2 separate regions of the Homo sapiens genome follow, and region 2 is linked to region 1. A link is a loop called in an ENCODE intact Hi-C map of the cell type or tissue named here. Cell type or tissue: ascending aorta. All regions are shown on one strand. Links, peaks and the distances in the headings refer to the core of each region. The heading gives the core; the rest is flanking DNA.

What was found. Peaks named below come from ENCODE experiments on the same cell type or tissue, not always from the same donor. Only the 100,000 strongest peaks of a DNase experiment are listed, where the experiment ranks them.
Region 2: it touches region 1 in a loop (15-fold over the local background); 16 of 110 quality-filtered maps call a loop at or near these places.

Annotation. Positions count from the first base shown.
Region 1 is chr15:82,641,214-82,653,137 of GRCh38, reverse strand. CPEB1 (cytoplasmic polyadenylation element binding protein 1) reads left to right here and starts at 5,775. Exons shown (of 13, transcript NM_001365242.1): 1 at 5,775-6,001. It overlaps CPEB1-AS1 (CPEB1 antisense RNA 1), which reads right to left and starts at 5,368. Exons shown (of 4, transcript NR_046096.1): 1 at 4,330-5,368; 2 at 3,197-3,367; 3 at 2,992-3,109. RefSeq lists a silencer at 4,986-5,555. In ascending aorta, for the core only: no CTCF peak of the experiment used is centred there; DNase peaks (open chromatin) are centred at 4,746, 5,051, 5,529 and 6,168; H3K4me3 peaks cover 2,954 bases; H3K27ac peaks cover 1,498 bases.
Region 2 is chr15:82,527,920-82,536,623 of GRCh38, reverse strand. It overlaps the pseudogene DNM1P38. Among named protein-coding and RNA genes, the nearest start is that of RPS17, 8.2 kb to the left of the region's middle. In ascending aorta, for the core only: a CTCF peak has its summit at 5,678 (motif pointing right); DNase peaks (open chromatin) are centred at 3,593, 5,673 and 5,883.

The sequences.
Region 1 (11,924 bases), core at 2,973-7,972:
CACTCAATATTGTTTGTAAGTCATGTTGATGTGATCTGCTGTATTTCATTTACTTTTACTTATATATAGAATTCCATTGTATGACTATACCATAATTTATTGATCCACTCTCCTGTTGGTGGGCATTTAAGATTATTTTATTTTGTTTTGTTTTTGTAACTATTAACAAAACAGCTACAGACATTTTTACTCATGTTTCTTAACACGTATGAAAGTTTCTCTAACATATTTTCCTAGGAATGGAATTGCTGGGTCATAGAGTATACACTTTTTCAAGTTAACTAGAGAATCCAAATTGCTCACCAGAGTTGCTATACTTCACATCAATAATATTTCTAGCAGCTTTATTCATAATAGTCCCCGAAGTGGAAAGAATTCAAATTCCAATCAATAGGAGAATGCAGAAATAAATTATGGTGTATCTACACAATGGAATACTACTTAGCAATACAAAGGAACAAACTACTCCTACATGCCAACAACATGGATGGATCTAACAGGTATGTTGAATGAAAGAAACCAAAAATTATATGAAGTCTAGAACAGGTTAAATGAATCTGTAATGAAAAGCAGTAAGGTAACGGTACCTTGAGGAGGGAGGTATAAAGTGGGAAGGGGCAGGAAGGAACCCAGTGGGGGTTCTGGAGAGATTCTATGCCTCCATGCGGGTGGTGGTTACCTCGGTATACACTTAAGATTTGTGTACTGTGGCCGGGCGTGGTGGCTCACGCCTGTAATCCCAGCACTTTGGGAGGCCAAGACAGGTGGATCACAAGGTCAAGAGATCCAGACCATCCTGGCTAACAGGGTGAAACCCCGTCTCTACTAAAAATACAAAAAATTAGCCGGGCGTGGTGGCGGGCGCCTGTAGTCCCAGCTACTCAGGAGGCTGAGGCAGGAGAATGGCATGAACCCAGGAGGCAGAGCTTTCAATGAGCCGAGATCTCGCCACTGCACTCCAGCCTGGGCGACAGAGCGAGACTCCATCTCAAAATAAATAAATAAATAAATAAATAAATAAAAAAGATTTGTGCACTCTATGCATTGCCTTCTCTCCATTAAAAGATATGAAACATAAAAGCACACACCAAAGTAGCTGAATCAGTTTACGCCCTCACTAGCAGTGATCCTGCTACTGGGACAGTGAAAGTTGATCATTTTTTTCCATTTGAAAAGTGTGGCACGGCATCTGATTGTGGTTTCATTTGCATTTCCCTGGTTACTGATGAGGGTGGGCATCTACTGATGTTTCTTGGCCATTTGGATTTTCACTTGTGTCAACTGCCCATTCTCATCTTTTGCCCATTTTTCTGTGGAGTTGTGTTTTTTCCTCATTGATTACAGAACTTCTTACATAGTCTGGAAACTAGTTCTTTGTAAATACATGGATTGGAGATACCTTCTTCCAGTCTATGGCTTGTCTTTTCAAGCTTTAAACAATATCTTTAGCTGGGCGGTGGCTCACGCCTAATCCCAACACTTTGGGAGGCCGAGGCGGGCGGATCACGAGGTCAGGAGTTCGAGACCAGCCTGGGCAACATGGTGAAACCCCGTCTCCACTAAAAATACAAAAATTAGCCGGGTGCGGTGGCAGGTGTCTGTAATCCCAGCTACTCTGGAGGCTGAGGCAGAAGAATTGCTTGAACCCGGGAGGCTGAGATTGCAGTGAGCCGAGATCGTGCCACTGCACTCCAGCCTGGGCGACAGAGCAAGACTCCACCTCAAAACAAACAAACAAACTCTTTTAGTAAACCAAAGTTTTTAATTCCAGTGTGGTCAAATGTATTGTCTTCCTTTATATCCTGTGCTTATTGTTCCAATCTTATTTTTCCAAGTTTACAAAATTCATCCACGGGCTGAGGTAAAAAAAAATTCTCCTATATTTTCTTCTGAAAAAATTCTAAGTAAAGCTTTTCAGAATTGTATTTTTAACTTACTTTTGTGTACGATGAAAGGTGGGGCCAATCCACTCTTTCTTTTTTTTTTTTTTTTGAGATGGAGTCTCGCTCTGTCACCCAGGATGTAGTGCAGTGGTGAGATCTCGGATCACTGCAAGCTCCGCCTCCTGGGTTCATGCCATTCTCCTGCCTCAGCCTCCCAAGTAGCTGGGACCACAGGCGCCCACCACCATGCCCAGCTAATTTTTTGTGTGTATTTTTAGTAGAGACGGGGTTTCACCATGTTAGCCAGGATGGTCTCGATCTCCTGACCTCATGATCTGCCTGCCTAGGCCTCCCAAAGTGCTGGGATTACAGGCATGAGCCACCGCGCCTGGCCCCAATCCACTTTTTTATCCCACTTAAAAGGAACTTGAAAAAACAAAGAACATGGTTTCTTCTGTACAGAGCTTGGCAAAACTTGAGCAGAGACTGTGTGTGTCTACCTTGTGGTCTTGAGTTCCTGAGTGAATTCCTTTTCTTATCTTTTGCAACCAGGAAATTATTTTCTCCCATCAAACTTCTCTCTTCTTTTAGCTCTCTGCCTCCTGCAGAAGCACTGAACACTTGAGCATATAAAAGACTATAGGGTCCCTCCTGTTTCCCTAGTACACATATTTAAAATGTAGTCCAGCTAATTATATAGTTGGACTTAAAATCAGTATTGTAAGTCTGGGGCTTGACTGCAGAGACAGTGCCAGGCATAGCTGGGCTCAAAGGCTGTTTGTTGACTGGGAGAATAGATAATGCTGCCTATTTGTTTCTGCTGCTTCTGCCAGTGACCAGCTGTGGGGACTTGACCAAGTCATTTAATAAATTCACCTCTGTCACTTTCCACACCCTGCCCTGTGGATTATGGTCACCTTCAGAGGGACTGTTCTTCCTGTATGACCTGCAGGCCTAGCCAAGTCCAGGTAGGGAACAAGGACTTGCCCACACCTGAGGTCATGACTGCATTTGGTCAAAGTTACCTCTTCTCTCAACATCTGCAGTCAGCTCTGGGGTCATTCACAGATAAGCACACACATAAGCATGCTGGAAGTTTTATTCTCACCTGGTTAAGACTTCAGGCTCTGAAACCAGAAGACTGCCTTGGTTTGAGTCTTTGCTCTCACACTTTTAGCTGGGAGTCTTTTGGCAAGTTACTTAACTTCTTTGAGCTTCAGTCTCATCTGCAAAATGAGATAACATAGGTAAAGCACTCAAAACTTTCCCACGCGCACAGTAAGTGGTCAGTGAAGACGAGCTATTATTATTACCTGCAACAGAAAGTTTAGGGAGAGAGATTTTAGGCAGCAGAAGTTTCTGTTCCAAGTCTCTTGAAAGATGCCTTCATTTTCTTATGGTTGACAGTTTTGAAATATGACAGGGCCTCCAGACACCCGCTCCCTTGGGCACTATTCTGGGTTTCAGGTTCTTATCTTGCTCAGCTTTTGGGTCAGAGAGGAGGAAACGATGTCAGGGATCACAAACTGGCAGCCGGTGAGCTGCATGGGGCCCCTGGACATGCTGGGCTTGGCTCTTTTCATTTGAATTAATAACCAACATTAAAATTCACATTCAAGATTTCACTTAAAAAAGTACTTCCAGCTTTTCTTGAAAGATGACTGGGCTGGGACCTCGTTTCTACATGGTGCCCACCAGCTAACAGCCCTTTTGGGTGTGCCTTGGGCCTTCAGTGCTGTCGCCCACCCTCACTTGGCTCCTGTGCTGTAGGCATCTGGGTGTGCCACCCTATCAGAAGCAGCCATCCTACGCTGCTTGTGGGCCAGGACAAGACTCAAGTAGGCTACTCCTGGAGAAAGCATGGCTCAAGAGGTAGGGGTCCCAGCGAAGTTGCTCCTGCCTTGTCCCTGTAGTCATCACCCTTTCTGCCCATGACCTCAGCAACCCAAAGAAGCTCCTGTAAGTAGACCAAGTGGATGGAGACTGGCCAACTCCCACTGTCACTCACCCCCTCGTGGACTTCTACTCTTATGCTCACCACCCTTCCCCCCTTAATCCTTCTGAAACACTAGACTATAATATCAGCTTCCTCTTTCTCCATCACCTCAGGCAGAAACTGACAGTTACCTGTCCCTCTCCCCTTAGCCATTAGATCAAGCCCAGGAAGACGGCAGCACCATCCTTCCTAAGTGCCAGGAGAGGACCGGAGCATAGTTAGTGCTTATTAAATAGTATCATGATAACATGACACATGTAAAACACTTAGCAATGTTCAATAAACTCTGGTCCCTTTCCTCCCCACTCCAGTCCCTTGTTTTCCCCCTTTTCTGTCCAACCTCTTCTATGTCTCCAGCAACACCTTAAAACAGACCCGACAACTGCCAACCCCTTTTACAATTCTCTAATAGTTTTCCTGCTGTCTGCAGAATAAAGGCCCCTTACAAACCGGGCCCAGGCTTCCCTCCGGCGGTATCAGGTCGCATCATCCTCAGTCCTGGTCAGAGGGAGCCGCTCGGTGCCGTCCTCCCTCTCTGCCTTTGCTTGATCTTCCGCCTGGAATGCCATCTCCGACTCTGCGTTTGCCTGGGGTTTCCGGTCCGCCCCTGCGCCAGGTGCCCTAGGACGCCTGCCCTGGAGCCCTCGCCCTATCCCTTGCCCTATTTCTGTGAAACTTTCTATCTCAGTGTGTCAGGAGCGCCGGAAGCGGTTTCTCCGGAGAACTCCGGTCCAAAGAGGACCAGTGATGTCTTTGGAACTTTCTGGAACTTCCTGACTCTCGCGGCCCCCTCTGCAGCGCACGGAGCAGAGGGTCTAAAGTGAGTGCGCCTCCTGGAGCCCAGGGGCTACAGTTCCGACCAAGGATGCCAGGGCAGGCTCTCGCCCTGGAGAGATCACTGGAAGAGAAGGAGCGCGGACACGAGGCTCTACTGACGAAGCGATCGCCGCCGCTCGCAGGGGCTTGTAAATCGTGCCCTCTTTCGTTAAGAGGGAAACTGAGGCCCAGGGCAGACAGTGACTCGGCAAGGGTCACTTAGGTGATGGCGCGCTCAGGCTTAGGTCTCTGGCCCCCCAGGGGGCAGCTGTGGCTAGCAGCGGCGGCAGTCCCCGCCGGGTTCCGGGTGGGCGGCGGAGCCCTCCTCGGCTCGGCCTGCTAGGAGGGGCGGGGCGCGAGGGGGCGGAGGCGAGGGCCCGGGCGGGGCCGACACAGGTGCTCCGCATCCGGCCGGGGGGCGGCTCCGAGGAGCGGCTCGTAGGAGCTTCATAAGCTGCCGGGGTGCGGGGCTGCGCGCGGCCCGCTGCAAAAATAGTGCCCACGTGCGTGCGCGTCTCTCGCCCGCCGGCTGGCCGGTCAGCCCGTCAGCCCCGCAGGGCCACACCGGCCCCATGGCGTTCCCGCTGGTAAGAGCCACCCGCCGCTCGCCTGGGCGGGGCCGCGTCCCGGCCGCAGTAGCTAACGGTCCGCGCGCAGCCGGGTCCGGCGCCGCGGTACCCCCATCCCCCGCCCCGTGCGGGCGAGTCCCGGGCGGGGCGCGGTCACGTGCCCGCGGGCGTGGGGCCTCGTGGAGGGGTGGAGGGCGAGGGGGGCAGGGAGCCTCCTCGTGACTCAGGGCCTTTGGGCTTAAAGGCGCCGCAGCCCTGCGGGGGCGGCCGGTGGGGCCTCCGAGCCGCACTGCGGCCTCCAGGCGGCCTCGAGCGTCTGTCCAGACGGGAGCTGACCGGACATAAAGGAGCACCGGCGCCCGGAACGTTTCTTTCTCACACTGCCGTCGCACGGGAGACCCGAAGCCGCTGGCGCTGGAAGCTCACGCCCCCTGCGGGTCTCTTTAGCACCCGGCGCGCGGTGGGGGCGCCCGGGCGGGACGGGGCGGGGCTGCTGACGGCGTAGACCCCGTGCTCTGTGGAGAGCCCCACGACGGCGGCGGTCGCGGCACCTTTAAGGTGGAGGGCTCAAGCCCCTCGTGCGGCTTCCCAATCCTGGGCAGGTCACGTGGCTTCACACCTTCGCTTGGCGCCGGAGAGGGAGTCTCGGGGGCGGGGCTGGCCAGGTAGTGTGGCGCGAGGGCGGAAGACTGGCGGGGCTTCGTGCCCGGGAGACCCGCCGGGCTGGCGGCATTGAGGTGGGTCCTGGTCATGGGCGGGAGAGGGTTAGGCTTGCAGGCCGCGGAGGTGGCGTAGGCGGGGAGCGACCCGAGCCCACTCTGGGCTGTGCTGTTCGGACCCTCAGCCTGGCGAGTGGGTGCATGTGGCCTGGCGTTCTGGTCATTCTCCTCAGTGCCGGACGAGGCCAGGTGCCCAGACTCAGGGGCGGCCTCAGGTTTGGCGGAGCAGCGGCTGGGGCCCTGGACGAGTCGCCCCCCGTGATGACGAGCGGTTGGGCGGGCCTGTGCCCGCCTGGAGTCACCTGAGTGTGGGGGGACTCACCCACAAAGGGGTCCTCACCTTGGGGTGTCCCACCCGGCGTCATTCCCCGAGGCTTTTTCATGTCATGGGTTCCTCAGCGGTCGAGTCGACCGAGGCTTTGCTGCCTCATTCCTAGAGGACCCAGGGAGACCAGAAGGCTCTGTGAGCGGCCCCGCGTTGACCCCGTGACCGAGAAAAGCCAGGCAGACGCCTGGGCTCTTGGGCGCTTTCGTGGGCGCGCGCTTATTTTTCGGGGGCACTTTGCTCCCTGCAGCCCTGGCCCCTTGCACCGTGCTCTCAGCTGGGGGAAGAGAGTCGGGAGCCGAATTCGCTCTTAGAAGCCGGGGTGCCTCCCGCCAGGCCCGCCTGGGAGGAGGCCGCGTCTCTCCTCCCCCGCCCCGCGCCTGCAGCCCCGGCCCTGACTGACGCCGCATTTCTCTGGCAACCGCTTCCCTTGGTCTCCCTGGCTACCGCCCAGCCTCCCCGCGCTCTCTCCTGGCACCTGAGTCAACTACTGGGCTGTGTCGTTGGTGGGGAAGAGGGGCAAGTGGGTGGGGTTCCTATTCTGGAAGGCACAGGTGCACCGCCCGCCTCTTGGCTGCCCCTCAGGTGACGGTGCGGTCCCTTGCTAGCGGGAAGAGTGTCTGCTAAGGACAGTTTGCACCCTGAGGCTCATGTTCCCTTTGAGTCTAGGGACACATGCTGGGTTAAAAAATAAAAATAAATTCAAACAGGACCCAACCTTGGAAACCTCAAGTTGGTGATTGTTTTCCTGGTTGGTTTTTTGCATAGTTAGAAAAGCTTGTGGAGCTCAATGGGGCTGCTGGCTGTCGGAAAACCCTGGGGACGGTGTTTTGGGGACTCATCACTGGTCTTTTATTTGTCCCCATTGAGCTGGCTTGGAGCTGAACTGTATTCCCAGAGCACGTTGCTGTAGGAGTTTGGCTTTTTATTTTTTAATATTTATTTATTTATTTATTTATTTTGAGAGGGAGTCTTGCCCTGTCACCCAGGCTGGAATGCAGTCTCGCGATCTTGGCTCACTGCAGCCTCCGCCTCCCGGGTTCAAGCGATTCTCCTGCCTCAGCCTCCTGTGTAGCTAGGATTACAAGCTCGTGCCACCACGCGCGGCTGATTTTTGTATTTTTAGTAGAGATGGGGTTTCAGCATGTTAGCCAGGATGGTCTCGAACTCCTGACCTCGTGATCCGCCCACCTCGGCCTCCCAAAGGGCTGGAATTACAGGCGTGAGCCCCCTTGCCTGGCTGAGTTTCGCTTTTTAAATTTTTTGTCACGGCGATTTAAACTTTGGGTGGCCTGGTAGTGCCTGCTCAGTTTATAGAAGTAGGATTTGGAAGTTGACTACTCTGTGTGTAAGTCAACCTTTGTAATAAAAAAGTACGGCCCGGCCCCATGACTCACGCCTTTAATCCCAGCACTTTGGGAGGCCCAGGCGGGCAGATCACCTGAGGTCAGAAGTTCAAGACCAGCCTGGCCAACAAGGTGAATTCCCGTCTCTCCTAAAAATACAAAAATTAGCCGGGCATGGTGGTGGGCGCCTATAATCGAAGCTACTTGGGAGGCTGAGGCAGGAGAATCGCTTAAACCCAGGAAGTGGAAGTTGCAGTGAGCCGAGATCAGCCACTGCACTCCAGCCTGAACGACAGAGCGAGACTTCGTCTCAAAAAACAAAACAAAACTTGGTTTCCCCCCTCCGAACCGTTTGTCTTGTAAACAACTCCCTGGTCTAGGCTCCCATGTGTGGGAGGGAGGTTGTGCCAGCCTGTGCAGCACATCAGAGGTTGGAGAGCTGATGCCTGTGGTGAATAATCATGGAACCGTTTGCAGTTTGGGTTAGGCCATAGGCGTTTGATACAGGAATGGTTCTATGTGCTTTTCTTTCGCTGTAGTGCACAAACCAGTGCCCATGAAGTAAAAAGTGGAGGAGGAAGATAAAGTAGTAAGACTCCAGGCTCAGCACCAAACTTAACTAGTGACCAAATGATAATAGCTGCCTTAATAAGCATTTTCACTGAGCACAACCATTAGTTTTATTCTTAGTCTTTAAAATGGGTTGCAAACTCAAACCCTATAGGGGCCAGAGGTAACATAAATGAGCAAAGGAGGAGGAAAGAAAGGTAATGGCTTCTGAACTACAGAGTATGTGCCTCTTTGAAAGGAGCAGCCACTAGCTGATTGTTGCTCAGCAAAAATGTGGGCCCAGAGTCGGTGGATCTTTGACTTGCTTCTAAACTGGCTATCTCTATTTTGATGGATCTCCTGACTTTTAAATGTAGCATTAAAAAAATTTTAAACACTATAGACCAAATGTAACATGTCTTTAATGTTGGATTCAACCTGAAGGCTAGTTTGGAATCTGTCTTAAAACATCCGTTTTGGATTTCCCCGCTGTTTTGCAGAAAAGGAAACAGGCTTTAGAAATCAAGTCACAAGGCTGTTAAGTGATGGAATTGTGTGAACCTAGGTCCTTCTGGTGCCGTAGCCCAGCCTATTATGTGTGTTCTGTTATGTCAAAGGATCAAGGGGTTATTGGTGGCGTACATTCTAGAAAAAAGGTGGTGGTCTGGGAGCTGGTCACATTTATAGGCAAAGTGAACCTTAACTGCATTGGCAGGAATCCCAGTTGCTGTAGAAGTCAGTGTGGGTCTTCTGAGTGTTAGTACAGCAGTGCTGATGTTAGGAGGAATGTGCTGTGTCTATCATTCCACAATGTATGTCAGAGCAGTTAGCTGATCCTGAGAGCCGGAGGTCTGGGGAAGGCAGGCTCCTCCCACTGTGGGGGTGACCCTCCCAACCCTCTGCACAAAAGGCTCCTTTTTTTCAGGACAGTTAAAATTTCAGTACTAACTTTTTCTGTCTGAGGCAAGGCAAATTTGAAATTATATAATTGTTTTAAGACCTGTAAAAGTAACATGGAGCTTACTAAATCTCACCTTGTCTGTCTTAGCTAAGATTCCCATAATGCTGTCTCTTAGATTTCCAGGAAGAATTAATAAAGGTTAAAAAAAATTTTTTTAAAGCAGTCTGTGGTAAAATCTGAGATAAGCTCCCGGGGCATAAAATAGCCCTGCCCCAGAAATGAGGGGCTGGGGTTTCAATTCTGGATAAAACTTAGAATCCCAGCATTGTACACAGCCACACTTACGGATGTAAAGGGGTATGTACATTTTTTTTTTCCTATATTTCATTTTCAAGGATTTTTTTTTTTTGAGATGGAGACTCTGTTGCCCAAGCTGGAGTGCAGTGGCACAATCTCGGCTCACTGCAACCTCCGCCTCTGGGGTTCAAGCAATTCTTCTGCCTCAGCCTCCCAAGTAGTGGGGACTATAGGCACGCGCCACCACGCCCGGCTAATTTTTGTATTTTTACTAAGATGGGGTTTCACCATATTGGCCAGGCTGGTCTCGAACTCCTGACCTCGTGATCTGTCCGCCTCAGCCTCCCACAGTGCTGGGATTACAGGTGTGAGCCACCGTGCCCAGCCTCATTCCCAAGGATTTAAAGGAGTAAAAAGCATATTCAGAGCTTTTGCCAAAGAATTTTTTTCTGTGAGAATGTAAACTCAGACACAAGCTAGATAGCTTTCTTACCTGTATCCTGGAAAGTTTTTGGAAAGATGAAAACTTTAAAATGTTACCTGCCTCTAGCTGCTTCTTAGCAACCTTTACCAGCAAGGCACTCAGCTATGAGTTCAGTGTTTGTGGATTTGGGGGTGTGGAGTGTGCTGGGGAGGGGAAGGGTGAGGTGACTAAAGTAGCTCTCTGCTGGTGTTATTTTTGCATTTATAACGTTAGGTGTTGTCTGTGCAGGCTTTCTCATTCATTGGTTTCAGGTCCCTTAGCTAAATGATTATTTTCTAAAGTTATGTTTATTTTAAGGGAAAATTAGAGTATTAGTACTTTTGGCTTACAGTTTGAGACAGAAATGCACACCAAACCTAAATATTAATGTTTACACTGTTTTTAGTAGCTAGTATTGGAGGCAGTAAAAGAATCATGGGATCAAATAACAAATTATTTTCTCTGCTATGGAGAAGTTGTGCTAATCTCATCCTGTTCTGCAAATGTGCTTTTCCTAGGCGGTATATAAACTGTACTGACTCTGGGGAGAATTTGCCAGAAAGCCCCTGAGGCTAAAGGGTAGGACGTGGTTTGCACCTAGAAGTTATGGTAGAGGGGGTTATGTAAGAATTTTGCTTCTCTTGTTTGAATTAAGACCCAGAAGCACTGATTGCACCCTTTACCGTTTCTTAAGCCTTTTAAGATTTTATTATTAAGGTTTTTTTTGAGACAAGGTCTCACTGTGTCACCCAGGCTGGCGGGCAGTGGTGCAATCACAGCTTACTGCAGCCTCAAAGCTCCCTGGCTTAAGGGATCCTTCAGCCTCAGCCTCCGAAGTAGCTAGGACTACAGCCATTCAACATGTTTGGCTACTTTTTAAAAAATTTTTTCTTTGAGATGGGGTTTCACTATGTTGGCCAGGCTTATCCTCGGCTCAAGCCATCCTCCTGCCTCAGCCTCCCAGAGTATTGGGATTACAGGTATGAGCCACCATGCAGGCTCTTAAAGCTTTTTGGTCACCATGAACTTTGCTTCCTTTGCACCCAACATTGCAGTTTTGGAAATGCCCTTAGTTTTTTCCTGCCGTTGTTGCAGCCTGCTTTAGAGCGTCTCATCTTCTGTGAGCACAGATTCCGTAGAAAGTTTTTATGTTGAAGATAGGACCTGCCCCAACAGTGCATTTCTCAATTATAGTAAACTAGCTGAAAAAGATTGAACTAAAACATGTATGATGTAATATTTCATATTTTCATAGGAAAATTATCTGACTTGCTGTAAAAAGTTAGTATCCAAATTTCAGAGTGCTAAATTCACATTGTAGATGTAATTTCCAATGAATTTTATTAGGTGTCATTTTAAAGCCCAATGTTAGGGATTATTTTGCCACCCTAATATATAATGTGGTTTTGATTAACTTGGACCTGGGAGGATTCCTGACTGACTGGGGTTGAGCTTTACTTTCAGTAGTTCAGGAGAACACTTAGGCATGGATAACCTTTGAATTCTTTTTTTTTTTTTTTGTATTCTTGAATGGTGGAACAGTCCTTTTAAATTATAGTGAGTTAACACTCTTTGTTTTGATTTATTTAAGGCATTCGTGATGAGTTCCCCTGAGGTAACAGGAGAATCCCCAGAGGGCAGGTCTAAAGGTTGGTTTGTATGCTAAAAACGGGTCTTGGTTGCAAGTAGCTATTGATTTTAGGAGTAACTTGACTAAGAGTGTTACTTGTTTCTTTATTCTTGGCCAGCATAATATGCTGCTTTATGTACCATCCTGACAGATTTAGCCCCACTTCCTACAATCCCCTTTGATAAAAGTGTGGGAGTAGCTCTCCTCTGTTGGAAGAGAACAGTTACTGTGAAGGGCAGGTTGGTTTTTTTGTGTCTTTTTACAGAACACTTAATCTCTTACTACTTAACACCTGTGCTCTCTGCATTCTGGCTTTGTGCTCCTGGGTTCTGGCCCTGACACCATCTGTCTGTCTCCCATGTGTCTGCCCTTTCTCCTGAGGCTTTTTGTTTTTGTTTTTGTTTTTTTTTAAAGCTGTAATCTTGGAATT
Region 2 (8,704 bases), core at 2,661-7,660, 120 kb after region 1:
AGAGTTTAGTAAAGGAGCAAGGGCAAGCCTGAACGTGTTGAGAGTGGTCTGCAGTATGAGCCTGGAAAGCTGCTTTGGCAGCTCCACCCTGCTTCCCTGGGTCTTCAGCCCCTGCTGGGTACATACAATTTGGGCCAACTTGCCCATGTTCAGAAGGTAGCAACAGGATTATCGTGTATCAGAGGTTGACTTTCTTTCAGTGGGAGTTAGGATGAATGGTGTCTTTGTGTCCAATGTTGAGCCCAATGCCTAGAACATAGGAGATCTCAACAAATGTGAATAAATGTGTATGGGAGGATTGATACTGGGATGCTTCAGCCTAACCGGAGGCAGAGCTCACCAGCTGCAACCTGGGTAGACTACCCTGGACTCTGAGCTTTATTTAGGCTCTCTGTCGCTGTCAGTTAACCACGTGTGTGTGTGTCTCACAGGAGCTGGGCTGCACTTGGTTGGTTCATGCCCTTGCATATGAGGAAAGCTGTGGGCTCTTTTTCTCCAGTGGGACAAGGAGCTGTTGCAGAGCCAAGCTTAGCTGGCTGCATGTCCAGGAGAACAGGCAGGCATGGTGGCTCACACCTGTAATCCCAGTACTTCAGGAGACTGAGGTGGGAGGGATTGCTTGAGCCTGAGGGTTGGAGACCAGCCTGGGCAATACCAAGACCTCCTCTCTACTAAAAAGGTAGAAAATAAGCTGGGCATGGTGATGTGCATGTGTAGTCCAGCTACACATGCTTAGGCGGTCAGAGGGCTGCCTAAGCCTTGGAGGTGGAGGTTGCGATGAGCCGAGATCATGCCACTGCACTACAATCTAGGCGACGAAGTGTGACCCTGTCTCCAAAAAAAAAGCAGCCAGCAAGTGGGAAAGCTCTAGCCTTAAAGTGATTCTTACATATCTATTTCTGTCAAGCAGATAAATACAGCAGACATTTTTAATGTGTTTTGTAACTTAATTTTTGTATAATTTCAAACTTACAGAGAAGTTGCAAGAATAGTACAAAGAACACCCAGGTTTACCAGTTCACATTTTGCCTCAATGGCTTTATTTTTTTGCGGGGGGGGAGATGAAGTCTCACTCTGTCACCCAGGCTGGAGTGCAGTGGCACAATCTTGGCTCACTGCAACCTCCATCTCCCAAGTTCAAGTGATTGTCCTGCCTCAGCCTCCTGAGTAGCTGGGATTACAGACGCTCACCGCCACACAAAGCTAATTTTTTTTTTCTTTTTTGAGACAGAGTTTCGCTCTTGTGGCCCAGGCTGGAGTGCAATGGCAGGATCTTGGCTCACTGCAACCTCCACCTTCCAGGTTCAGGTGATTCTCCTGTCTCAGCCTCCCAAGTAGCTGGGATTACAGGCATGCACCACCACGCCTGGCTAATTTTGTATTATTAGTAGAGAGGGTTTCTCCATGTTGGTCAGGCTGGTCTTGAACTCCCGACCTCAGGTGATCCACCTGCATCAGCCTCCCAAAGTGCTGGGATTATAGGTGTGAGCCACTGCACCAGGCCATATATTCTTTATATATATATATATATATATACACACACACACAACTTTTTATATTCAAGAAAGTCTATTACATTTATTCTTTATTTTAACGATTTATTTTTTTTTAATTATTGTTATACTTTAAGTTCTAGGGTACATGTGCACAACGTGCAGGTTTGTTACATATGTATACATGTGCCATGTTGGTGTGCTCCACCTGTTAACTTATCATTTATATTAGGTCTATCTCCTAATGCTATCCCTCCTGCAACCCCATGACAGGCCCCGGTGTGCGATGTTCCCCATCCTGTGTCCCAAGTGTTCTCATTGTTCAGTTCCCACCTATGAGTGAGAACATGCGGTGTTTGGTTTTCTGTCCTTGTGACAGTTTGCTCAGAATGATGGTTTCTAGCTTCATCCATGTCCATACAAAGGACATGAACTCATCCTTTTTTATGGCTGCATAGTATTCCATGGACACACACAACTTTTTTTCTGCTCCACTTGAAGTTAAGTTGGAGATGTGCCCATTTACTCCCAAATATTTCAGTGTTACTTCCAGAACAAGAACATTATTTTATATAACCACAATACAATGATCAAAATCAGGAAATGTAACTGATGTAATACTATGTAATTCAGTCAGTCCTTGGTCACATTTTGGTCACATTCACAAAATGTGAAAAGTCATGGTTGATTTATTTTGTCTTTCAATTTGGGTTTTAGTAGCCGGGACCACAGGTATGGACCACCATGCCTAGCTAATTTTTAAATTTTTTGTAGACATAATACCTCCTGTGTTACCCAGGCTGGCCGTGCACTCCTGGCCTCAAGTGATCCTCCCCGCTCAGCCTCCCAGAGAGCTAGGATTACACTAGTGTGTGAGCCACCACATTCAGCCATGTACTCTTATATCTGTTAATCTGTTAGCCAACCTTTGGCTACCTCCTCCCCCTTCCTCACCTCTAGTAAACACTATTCTAAGCAAATAGATCTTAAAGGAGACCACCCAGAACCTGGTAGACTCCTATACAGCCATTGTCAACAAGACAGTGTGGGACCTCATGGTTGGTCTCCTGCCCAGGACCATCATGCACCTCATGATCAACAATGTTCATGCACTGCCCCATGGGGGCAGGGGGCGACTGTGGCACTGGGGATGGAGGTGGCCATGCTGGCCTGGGAGAGATGCCGACCAGCCCTATGGGACCAGGTCCAGGGAGGGAGGCATGGTCAAGACCAGAGCTGTCCCATAGAAATATAACATGGGACTGGGCACAGTGGCCCATCCCTGTAATCCCAGCACTTTGGGAGGCCAAGGCAGGAGGATCGCTTGAGCACAGGAGTTTGAGACCAGCCTGGGCAACATAGTGAGACCTGGTCTGTACATAAAAATTTTAAAAATGCTGGACTTGGTGGTGGCACATGCCTGTAGTCCTAGCTACTCAACAGGCTGATGTTGGAGGATCACTTTGAGCCCAGGAGGTTGAGGCTGCAATAAGCAGTGATCTCACCCACTGTACTCCAGCCTGGCGACAGAGTGAGATCCTATCTCCAAAAAATTTTTAAAAACCAAGTAGACAGGTGTCCTGGTGGCATGATAGGTCCTGGGTCCCCTTCCAGATCTGTAACCTTGGACAGGTGACTTTTCCTCTGGACCTCAGTGTCCCCATCTGAGTGAGAAAAGGCGGTGGGGAGGCAGATCTTCGAGTCTTAAGTGGTGTAGAAGCTGCGCCTGAAAAGCCGTACTTGGGGCTCCAAGCCCAGCGCACAGTCCTAGCAGGGCCCGGCAGGGCAGCCAGGGCAGCACAGGCATCAGGTTGCACCCTCCTTGCCTCTTTGCCCACTCTCAGACCAAGGAATTCATCTTCTTGGAGCTGCTATCCAACCTGTACTCGCATGGGGACCAGAACACGCTGATGGAGGAGTCTGCAGAGCAGGTACAGCGGGGCGATGAGATGCTGTGCATGCACCATATGCTGACAGAGGTGCTCAGCAGCATCAGCGACATCAACATGATCACCATCAGCATGCCCATGGGGGCCCGTGGATGACTCTTGGCTGCAGGTGCAGAGCATCCTGGCTGGACGCAGGTACCAGGGCCGGCCCCCACGGTCCCAAAGTCCCCCAGCCTCCATGACTGAGCCTGGGGAGTCTTGGAACGGGCTCCATGCCCAAGCTGGCAGATGTGGGTGCTCTCTGGAGCCATCAGAGAGGGCAGAGAGCTTGTGGTTTATGGTGTGGGGGCTGGGAGCTTGGAGGGGGGTGTGTGTTGGGCTGGATTCTGAGGCAGCCAGAGGCCTGGGAACATCATCCTGGGCACGCCGTACCTGTCGTGCAGTCTGAGTCATGCTGCAGGGCAGGTATCCAGCTCCCAGCCTGGGAGTGCCGAGAGCCAAATCCACTCCAGATTAGGGGTGATAGTCAGGGTCCCACTTCCTCTATCTGTCAGCAATCCAGTGGTGATCTAGGATAAAAGCCTGAGAGTCCTATACACACGGTCATCCCACAACACACTTCACAGGCCAGGCAGGGACACACAGACCCCATCTCTCCCTCCCAGATACCATCACAGCTGCTAGTGTGTGACCGAAGGCAGGGTCCCTGGCCCCCGCTGAAGCACTACTGCCAGCCAGTTGGCTCATGCACCTTGGCCTGTTGCTCCTAGAGGTCACCTATGCTATTCAACCAAGGGGACCACAGTGCCTGCTGGCCCAGCTGAGCTCTGTCCAGTGAGCCTGCCCGCCTCTCCTGCCACAGACTCTCCCTCTTCTGCTTTTCCCTGCAGGAAGGGCCCAGCCTCACCTATGTGACCTGCAGTCCCCCAACAAGCTGAGGCTCCCCTCTTAGACTTATAAGTCTATGGCCAGTGGCATCTGGCTGCCTGCCCTCCCTGCCTCCCCCAGGGTCCTCTCAGAGGGTTCTGGGCTTTCTGATGGCCCAAAGGGGCCTCCAGTGCTCACTCCAACCATCCATCCCTTTTAGCTTCATCATCCTGGTTCAAGCAGTGTTCCTTCCCTATCAGGCCTGGTGGCTGTTGCTTGGGGCTCCCCAAGGCGAGGGGTGGCCCTGGGCCAGTGGGTTGGAAGACAGGGTGACCAGAGAAAAGGGAAGCCTGACGGGGCTGAGCATTGGTCTGAACTGTGGGTGCACTGCCTGGATGCCATGGGAGAGGCGTGTGTGGGGTGGGGAGGGCCGCTGCAGCCCCCAGGCACTACCTGTGAAGCTCCGGCTTCCCCCTCCATCCTCCTCCCCTTTCCCTTCCAGCCCCTTTTCCAGGAACCTTACTACACACCCGCACCTGTGCCCTCCCGTCCCCAGCCCTCCCACAGCTGCTGTGTCACTCCCATGCTCTGCACTTGCCTCACCAGCAATCCGCTTGCTTTTCTCTCTCCTGTTTTCTCTCTGCTTTCTCTCCACTTGCCAGCTGATCGGGTCAGGCAAGTCCATCCCGTCCTGAGAGCCCCAGGCCCCACTTTGACCTCTAAACAGATCCCTCCTCTACTTGGAGACTTCCCTTTCCAAGCCTGCCTGAGCAGGTGTACTATGACTTGACAGTGGCTCTCCAGCCCCAAAGCCAGCCCTCTTCATCTGTGACTTAGTCTGTTGTAGTGGTGAGCTGACACATCCAGGTGTGACCGTTGCTGAAAACTTGTGCCCCCTCTGTGGTATGCCCCTGCCCTGTTCTATAAATAGCTATATATATATATGCAGTTACACATGGCCGACCGCCTCGCCTCTAGCACTAAGAATAAGTCCCTGTGCTGTCCTTTTGGAGTCTTGTGGTCCAGCAAGAGAAAGCTGTCCCCTGACATCGCCCCTCCAAAGTGTGCCACCTCCAGTGAGACTCCCTGTCATGCCCAGCCTGTGGACAGCCAGCCCCCGCCATCCCTCCCACCCTCCACCAAGCATGGGGGTGCTGTGCAGGCAGCCATGTGGCCTGACAGTCTCTACCAGTCCTGCTGTCCCTCGGCTGAGAATCAAACCCATTTCCGGATGACGGAGAATGTGTCCTCTGCTGGCTGTGTTCTCTGTGGAGCTCAGGGGAGGGGAAAGGCCAAGCCATGTTTAGGTGCTGTTGGGAGCAAGTGAAAAGACCACATCCTTTCCAAGGGACACTTTTCCTGGAAAGTCCCTGGAGCTTAGCTGGCTTTTATCCTGTGAAGCCAGCTCCGGCCACTAGGGGTCAGGGTCATGATCTCAGCCTGGAGGGAGACTGAGGGGCAGCCGGCATTCTGGAGGGACAGACAGAACAGGCCACCCAGTGCAGACAGGAGAAGGAGGCAAGGGGACGGAAGGGAAGATGCCTGGGGTGGATGGAAGTCAGTGCCCTTGGGTGCTGGTATCTGACTTCCCGGCCACTGCTAGATCAGGCTTCTGAGCCTGTTGGCTGTCAGGGCCGTACTGTGCTCCATAGGTGCTATGGCAGTCCCCATGAAATCCACCAGGTGTCACCAGGCAGCATACAGGTAACAGGCCTGGAAGGTCCCCAACAGCCCAGCTGGACATGCTCAGACACTCTGGGGCTCCTCATTCAGTGGGACAAACTCCAGGACCCAGTGAAGGAAACGGGAACACACCAGGCTGAGCAGTATGGCTAAATCCATTTATTCCAAAATGAAAAGCAAAATAAACAGGAGTCGCATCACCAAGGGAGCCACGACCCCATCCCCGCCTCCTTCCTATGTCCTATGCTAGCAATAAATACGTTTCCCAGATGCAAATAATTATTAGATCCTCCTCCCTATATGCCAGCTCCAACCTCCACTAGGTACGATACAGGGGCAGCCCCACTCCCCAGAATATACAAAATGTTACGCAGATACAATATATACACTGGGGAAGGGGGGGTCACCCCAGCAGCCCATGCCCTTGCCTGGTCTACTGTTAGCCCCACTGTCCTGCCTCAGCTGCCTCTCTGAATAAGAAGATGGGAGCTCCCCTGAGGGAAAAGTTGCTTTGGCAAGAGTAGAGAGGCCATCAGGCCTACTCCAAACAAACCAACTCCACCAGCCTCTGGCTCTTAAATAACAAGCATCATCGTCCAGAAATTTAAGGACTCAGCCCTGGTCAAGGTGGCAAAGGGTCTGTCTCCCCCCATTAGACAGGGGTCTTGCTACCCTAAAGGTAAAGAGGTGACTGGGAAGGGGTGGTAGGGACATGGTGGGGGCGGAGAGTCCAGACCCACTTCTCCAGGCTTATGCTGGAAGGGGCCTGCTTTTATTTATTTTTATTTATATCCCGTGACTTTTTTTAATCCCATAACTTCTTTTCCATAACTTTTTAAATAACTTTTCATACAATTTTTTCTACTTTTTTTGACACACTTTTCCACATTTTTTATCCCGTAACTCTTTCATCCCATAACTTTGTTTGTTCTTTTAATAAACACACTTACATAGTTACAATTTTGTAACAATAAAAACAGATTATCTCATGCCAAGCATGCCCATTATTTGCATGCTATAGTATTTAATACTGTAGTTTTCAAGACACACGAAATTTTAAGGCAAAAACAGCACTTTGCAACAATTTAATAATTTATTACATTACAGTAACATCACAGCAGTCAACAATGCCACTTTAGGCAAAAGTCAGTATTTCCATTATACATTCTGTTTGTAAGAATTCATAAATAGGTAAAAGTCATTCTAAGAAAACTTGGCAAATAAAGCTTTGGACTGGAATTGGCATTTCTTTCTCTACTTTTCCTTCCCCTGGTTTCTTTCTTTTAAACTGCAGTATTCATATTTAAAATGTTTTAACTTATTTCAAAACAATAAGATAGCAGTTACATTTTTTAATAGTTATATTATTTTAAAATGACAGATACAGTTTTAGAGAAATTATATTATGGATAGGGCTGATTTACATTTTCACATTTTCAAAAAATCATCTTTGGTTTTAGAACTGATTTTTTTCATTTCGAGAAAACCTATCTGGTTTAATCAAATACTTTAAAAATAATTATTATATATTGCCATCTTTAGATAGGTATTTTGATTCTTTACTTCCTACAGAAATTCACATTTATTCAGTTGAACTCATATTTTAAAATTCTGTTTCTGATGAACTCTAACCTTCTAATGTTGCCTTCTAAGCAAATTGAAAGCTGCCTTATACTGAATGAGGAAGAGAACAAATACTTGGCTGAATGAGGTACTGCAAAAGACTGCATGCACTTTGAAGGAAGACTTAAGTTATTGTCACATGATTTCCATTCTTTTTAGCTTTTTCTTAAACATATGACAAAATACCTACATGAAGAGTGGTATTTCAGTTAATATAGTACATTTATTTTTCAGACTGACGTTCAGCTTAAATATGCCCGTATGTGATTTAATCCATAGGTACCTGATGAACACATTATTGTCAGATTGGTTACAGATGCTAAACGCTATCCGAAGGTCATTCCTAGTCATTTATACGTGTCAGGGTAAAAGTGAAGTGATTTGAACTATAAAAATACCTTTGAAATAATTTATCAATGTATTCGGTAAACCCAGTTTCAGAATGATAAAGAAAAACTGTTAGATCAAATAATGTGGCTAATTAACAGTGGTATGACTTCTAGCCTGAGGGTTTAAAATGGACTTAAAGGAACTGTCTTTAAACCGAACTCAAAGAATGCAAAAGCAGCAAGTTCAGAAAATAAAAGGCAAGAACAGGACCTTAAGTCCATTTTAAACCCTTGGGCTGGAAATCCTACCACTGTTAATTAGCCACATTGCTTGGTCTAACAGTTTTTCTTTATCATTCTGAAACTGAGTTTCTCTAATACATTGATAAATTCATACAATTTGGAAGAGTCAGTTGAAGTCACAAGGGCTCAATATTTGCAATCTTTAAGTGAATGCAGGCAATTCTCTTATTCAATCTGTAAAATCGTATTATTGATCTCCTATTAATGTCATATTTATAAAAGTATCATGAGGATGCCCAATGCTAAAAGTGGAGATGGTCTAGTAACTAGAAATGCCCACCCCAGGGAGTGCAGATACATCTCTCCCTACATCCTAATGATATGATGTATTTTGGAACACAGACATTAGAACTTCATGAAGTTTTAGCTGTTGATTGTTCCCCAAGCATCCTCCAGTTATGATATAGGCAACATATGACTGAAATAATTCATTGATCATGCACATTAACATAAATATTACACAAAATATGCCTCTAACTGAAACCAAAAGGTATAAAAACATATTTCACTCTTCGTA